Regions from separate parts of the Homo sapiens genome. Here region 1 is linked to region 2. Evidence: chromatin contacts called from ENCODE Hi-C or POLR2A ChIA-PET data. All regions are on one chromosome and are shown on one strand. Each heading gives the region's core, a stretch centred on a gene start or an enhancer-like site at or near the end of the contact. The rest is flanking DNA. Distances are from core to core; before and after follow the strand shown. Region 1 holds the start of RAB4A-AS1 (RAB4A antisense RNA 1). Region 2 holds the start of URB2 (URB2 ribosome biogenesis homolog).

Region 1 (3,095 bases), core at 28-2,527, 360 kb before region 2:
GCCAAACTGACTCACACACACACACACAAAAGTATGTACTGGCATTTTCCACACAGTCCAGGTCACTTGGGAGCTTAGCCAAGGATATTTTGAGCATTCGACTACCTATTGTGAACAAGGTTGGGAACTATGAGGCGCTATGTGGCCCTGATCAAGCTCAGATGGGCCAAATCCTCAACCAAAATTCTCTTTCCCATAAATGTTTATCTCTACATTTCCCACAGAAGGGGATTCTAACTCAGTTTTGCTTCTGAAACCAAACTATCCAAGGCCAGGTGAGATGACTCATGCCTGTAATCCCAGCAATTTGGGAGGCCAAGGAGGGAGGATGCTTGAACTCAGGAGTTCAAGACCAGCCTGGGCAACATAACAAGACCCCATCTCTACAAAAAATTTAAAAATTGGCGCGGTGTGGTCGTGTGAGCCCCTAGCCCCAGCTACTCAGGAGGCTGAGGCAGGAGAATCGGTTGGGCTGGGCTGACAGTGCCAGACCCTGTTAAAAAATAAAAATTAAAAAAACTCCTAAATTTGGAAACACATCCCCAGCTGAGGGCCGGGAGATACTTCTCAACCGTAATCCAGAACCCTCTAAAATGGGATGTGGAGAGGCTGCAGCCTGTAGTCTTGCGATGACCTTTTAGCACCTGGGCATCTTGCGCTTCTGTCATTCCGCCCACACCCGCTCAGCTCCATCCAAGAGGGCCCGGCAGTTTGGAGTGAAAGCTTAGCTTCCCAACGGGTAAATGAACCTGCCTCCCATTCACAGGGCGGCCTCTGGCTGGACACCTGGGGCCTACTGCCTCCTTGTTACACATTAACCAAGTTCTGGCCTCCATCGTAACAGCGTCAGGGAAGTTTTTTCCTGGCTGACAGCCGCAGATGATGACCGAAGACAACGTCTTAACTGAGACGGGCCAATTTGGCAAATGGACTGCTTTCCTCCCCAGTGCGGGCACCTTCCTCCTCTGTCCGGCAACTGGACCCCACTGTCCCCAGCCCTCTGTCACCCCCAAACCTGCCCACCGCCCGCCTCTACCCGACCCTCCCTCAGGGAAATCGGGACTCAGCCCCCAACGCCCCCACCTGCCGCTCTGCCCACCTCAGCGCACACCGCCAGAGCGCCCAGCCCGCGCACGTGCTTCCGGCGCGCGCCGAAGTCCTCACGCGCCCCGCCCCGGCCTCCCCGTGCGCACGCGCGAACGCGGGGTGGGCCGGGCCTCGCGTAGCCCATCTCCTCTTCCTCCTCGCGGTCGCGGCCGGACGGAGGGTGGAGGGCCCTGCGCCTGCGCGGAGCTGGAGTCCGGCTGGGCCGCAGCCGCTGGGAGACCGGCGGTTGCCGTGGGGACCGGTCGGGCCCCTCCCTCCTCCGGTCCCCCGCCCCAGGTCCTTCCCCACCGAGACGCGCCGGCGGACCGCGGGCGAGTGCAGCCGGTGACCCGGCGAGAGGCGGCGCCGCTCCCAAGATGTCGCAGACGGCCATGTCCGAAACCTACGGTACGAGGCCCGGGCTGGCGGGGCGCGCGGGTCGGGCCGCGGGGGGCGTCGGTGGCGCGGGGCCGGGCCTGGGCTGCGGGGGTCTTGAGGGTGGCGGTGGCGCCGGCCGGAGCCGGGGGACGGATCTCGGAGGTGTCTGGGCTTGGGACCGGGATGGGGGACGCGGGCCGCTGGGGGCTCGGGTGGGGTAGCGGGTGCGCGGGGCGCGGGGGCGCTGTGCACAGCGCATTGGCGTGATCCGCCTTTTCAAGTTTCCTCTTGCTCTTTCTCTGCTCTTGCACTCTTAGCGCTTTTCCCCTCTCAGTCTAATGTAAATAACTGAAGGTTTGAAAAGCCAGCTTGATGTTCGGTTTCAGCTGCGATATTATCCCCAGCGAGCCTGTGAAGGGCTTAGGGCGACGCCTGTGTTCCTCAAATACTTCAGTTTGACCTTTCCTGGTTTGGAATTCCTTGCTTTACATTGGGATTACAGTGAGGAGTTATTAATAGGCTAATTCATTCATCTCTTCCTCCGGAGACCTCTTGCTTCGTTTATTTCTCCCTCCCTCTCAGTGTTTTTTAGCCTTTTCTGGGTTGCATTTTGGCTATTTATAAACATGTCTTGTCTCCTTCTTAAGACCGTAAGCACCTTGGAAGCAAAGCCCTGGCTGTTTAATCTTTGTTTCCCCTGCAGCACCCAGACCTGGAGGTGCTTGACAAATACTGTTTTGAATAAGCGAAAGCTTTCCCAGTGCATATGCTGTGTGCTTTTTTTTTTTTCTCCCCTTTTTTGGCCTTGCGTGGTAAGAATAAACAACTTGTACTTTGTATCAGAGTTGAATATTAATAGATGTTTACCAGTCCCTAATCACTCTTTCAGATGTATGTATTCTCAGATTAAGACTTTGATTTGGAGTTTTACAGTCCCAGAGAGAGGCTCAAGTTCAAAATTACATACCTCAAGCCAAATTAGTCCTGTCTCCATCTGTCCTGGCATGCTGCTTCCTTCTCTGCAACAAATACTGTGGAATGGCATTAGGGAAGCGAGCACCGTGCTGGGAGGGCTGTACATCCTGCAGAAACACAGCAGACACGGCTCTGGTCTCATGGAGCGTAGTCTATTGAGGGAATGCAGTATTAATCCAATTGTGATACTAATGAGTGAATAATTAAAAACCAGGCAAGAGTTCTGAAGGAGTGTGGTCCGTGAAAGTGTGTTAGAAAGAAAGATGACCCAGACAGGGGTGTCAGGGAGGCATTAACCAGGCAGCACGCAGAACATCTCAGGCCTGTGGGAAGGGTAACTCAAGAAGGGTGTGTTTTGAGTACCACGCTGGAGAGGTGGATGAGGAGGCAGAGAGGAGAGGGTCTTGAGGAAGGCGTCAGTTTGTCTTGTAAGAAAAAATGGGAACTTTTGGAAGGGCTTCCATGCTGGGGTCACAGTGCATTTGGTCCACCTTCAGTGAGTGACTCCTGTGACTGGTACTGCCCTGTTCTTGGTGACAAAGGGGCATGACATCTGTTCCTAGAAGGCGTAGGAAATCCTCCAGTAAGTCGATGCCTTCATCAGGACAAGTGTTTGCAAATGTTTCTGCAAATGGCAGTGGTCTGGTTCTTCCTGT
Region 2 (2,830 bases), core at 52-2,551:
GCACAGCTCCCAACTGCTTGTTAGCAGGAGTCACCATTCCGAGATTCCAATCTGCAAGGTCAGTTTAGGTACAGTAATTTAAGACAGACACTGCATGGGACTGGCACTTACCTTCTGATCCCAGAACCACAAAGACTGCGAGATCCGCATTACAACGACTTTCACAACTGATGGGAGAACTGCATGTAGCGTTCCTGCACTCCACTTCCGCTAAGTCTAAAATGACACCACTGTTTCTAACCATCCACTCACTTCGGACCAACGCCTTATCGAATACATTTTCAAAAGCCTGGCAGCTTCGCGAGCTGGAGGTGGTGAACCCGTCCCACACCATGGGCGCACCAACCTTACCTTGCTGTCATGAGGCAACGAGCCCCGAGAGACACCCTTGCAGGTAAGCACTCTCCTGCAGCAGCTAGTCTAACTCTGGCTCCCCCGTGTCACACGCGGAGATCGACTCCACACCCACCCACGCACGATCACCATGTGCAAAGTTGAATCCCGACTTCGCCGCAAAGACATTTCCTTTTCCCCTACATGCAAAGGAGCTGTGGAGCCGTGCTCCCTGCTTGGCTGTCGGGCACTGGGATACCTTCCCCGCGGGCGCCCGCCACCTCCTCCCCGAGCCCGGCATCCAACCCGCAGGACCCACCCCTGCGCAGGAACGCGACGCCAGTCCAGGTGTAGCCGCCGACTGCAGGCCACGCCGCCGGCCGCAGCCCGGGACTCGGGAGGCCGAGGGCGGAGGCGCGGCCGTCGCGCCCGCGCAGAGCCGCCCGCCGCCCCCCAGCCCCGCCTCCCGCGCCCCACCCCCACCGCCCGCCGGCGGGAGCCAAGGCGCGCCCCGCCGAGGCCCCACCGCCCCGGCCCCCGCCCGCCCGCGCGCGCGCGCGCCTCGCGACCCTCCCGGCCCTCCCCGCCCGTGCTCCCGGCACTCACTGAACATCCCAGGCGGCTCCGGCTCCCCCCGCCGCCGCCGCCTCCGGGATCGGGTTGCTTCCGCCTCCGTCGTCTCTGCCGCAGGGTCTCACTCCGACGGCCGGCTCAGCTGGGCCCCCGCGCCCCGCGCCCCGCCGCCCCCGCCGCCGCTCTGGGCGGCCGCTCCATGACTGACTGACACGGAGCGGGCCGCGGGCTGGGCCGCTCGGGCCTCCAACGCGCAACCGTCTCCGCCAATGGGCGAGGCGCCTCGGCGCTCGGCTGGCGACGCCTGGCGTGCGTGCAGCCCCTCCCCGCTGCGCCGCCGGCGTCCGGCGGAAGGAGCGCGGGTACCGGTCCCACGTGGTGGGGACGCGGGACCCGTACAGCGGCCTCCGCCGCACCGGGACAGCAGCCGCCGCCGCTGCCGCCGTCCTCCCCTGTCTACCCGGAGCTGTCTCGAGCTGAGCCCCCTACCGGGCCGGATCCCGAGGTGAGTCCCCCACCTGCGGTCAGCCCCTGCGGGCAGCCAGGTCCCGAGGTGAGTCCCCCCACCCGGGGCTGGTCCAGAGGAGATCCCCCTACCTAAGGCCGGGCCCAGATGGGGGGCCCCCCAACCCTGCCCAGTTCCGGTGCCGCCAGCAGACTCTGGGCTGGAGCGGCTTCGGCACGCTCCATTCGCGAAGGCGAACTCCCTCCTGGCTCCTAGCTGCTCTCCCCTGGTTCTTGTTGCTTGGTCTCTTTCTGCTGGGCAGGGAGTGCTGGCAGGGCTGTGCTGTCCGCCCTGGACTTCGCATTGCCCGGTAAGGGCGGTTGGAGGCCCGGAGAGCCGAACTCTGGCGGAGCCGGGGAGAGCATCTCGGTTGTCTTTGTAGCCAGTTCAGCAAACACCTGTTATGCACTTTGTAGCTGTCGCGATGGCGGTTCTATGGTATTGAACTTAGAAAGTCAGGCATCGTTGAATTCGTTTTGGACATTTTGACAAAATAGGAAAACTGACAGCACTTGACGTTCTTGTTCTCTGCAGTAGAGTGAAGGATAACTTAATTTCTAAAATGAAAACGTCTTAACGTTCCTTTTTACTATAACTTTTAGGAAACTCAAAGCCAAGTTTACCCAGTTTAATAGTAACTGTAGGTGTTTGGTATGTTTGCTACCCCCGAGATTTCATGGTTTTTTGTTTTCTATTTTTAGTCTTTTCCTTGTGCAAGTATCTCTTGTAGAGTCTTTTTTGAAGTGTATGTGCGTTGTAAATTTATACACGACTGAATAAAAGTGTTAGTGGAAGGTTACTGTTGCAGCTGAAATAACTGTATTCCTTTGGGGTTTTCTTTTTCACTTGGAGACATATTACTTTCTCCGGATATTGCTTATGTATCTTTTCCTCTTTCAATTTGAAACCATGTATGAATGACTCTTTCCACAAGTAATGTAATCACTGATTTTGGCCTTGTTGAATTCCTGAACACTCACCTTTGTGGAAGTGATGTTTGATCATAGCTGGAATACATATAGTCCATCTTCTGTGTGTGCAGTCCATCTTTTGCTTGCTTTTGTCTGAATTTCCCCCAGAAAATTCTGGAGTCAAGCATCTTGTATGTAGATTTACCCCGACAAATCTGTTGATTCATTAAAAACTTTTAAAAGAATACATATTAGGTAAACAAGATACAGTACTGCAATACTGTTGGTTTTCTGGTGCCTGCTCAGTCTGACATTGTTATAGTATTTTTTTTCCCATTGTTTTTAAATTTTAGATAAAGCCTAGCCATGGCTGCTGTTTATTCTGGCATTTCCCTTAAGCTTAAAAGCAAGACAACTTCCTGGGAAGATAAACTAAAACTAGCTCACTTTGCTTGGATTTCTCACCAGTGCTTTCTTCCAAATAAAGAACAAGTAAGTTTAATGTGAA

Evidence for each region. Hi-C counts contacts between places; a loop is a spot of excess contacts on that map. ChIA-PET counts read pairs that join two places held with the same protein, here RNA polymerase II (POLR2A). Pooled maps may share reads with other maps.
Region 1: a loop to region 2 is called in a map of B cell, with 24 times the contacts of the local background. The contact joins the promoter of RAB4A-AS1 here to the promoter of URB2 in region 2. A Hi-C loop is called at or near these places in 7 of 168 maps with a recorded cell type or tissue (B cell, CD4-positive, alpha-beta T cell, CD8-positive, alpha-beta T cell and 3 more), 10 of 37 single-sample maps with no recorded cell type and 25 of 50 pooled maps. POLR2A ChIA-PET finds 5 or more read pairs at or near these places in 2 of 52 experiments (MCF 10A and OCI-LY7).

The regions. Positions count from the first base shown.
Region 1 is chr1:229,269,877-229,272,971 of GRCh38, forward strand. RAB4A-AS1 (RAB4A antisense RNA 1) reads right to left here and starts at 1,278. Exons shown (of 2, transcript NR_149313.1): 1 at 1,100-1,278. RAB4A (RAB4A, member RAS oncogene family) reads left to right here and starts at 1,235. Exons shown (of 8, transcript NM_004578.4): 1 at 1,235-1,494. The coding sequence starts at 1,464. RefSeq lists silencers at 1,047-1,576, 1,617-1,776.
Region 2 is chr1:229,624,946-229,627,775 of GRCh38, forward strand. It overlaps URB2 (URB2 ribosome biogenesis homolog), which reads left to right and starts at 1,302. Exons shown (of 10, transcript NM_014777.4): 1 at 1,302-1,411; 2 at 2,676-2,814. The coding sequence starts at 2,689. It overlaps TAF5L (TATA-box binding protein associated factor 5 like), which reads right to left and starts at 1,177. Exons shown (of 5, transcript NM_014409.4): 1 at 940-1,177. RefSeq lists enhancers at 86-135, 1,796-1,875 and silencers at 626-815, 906-1,605.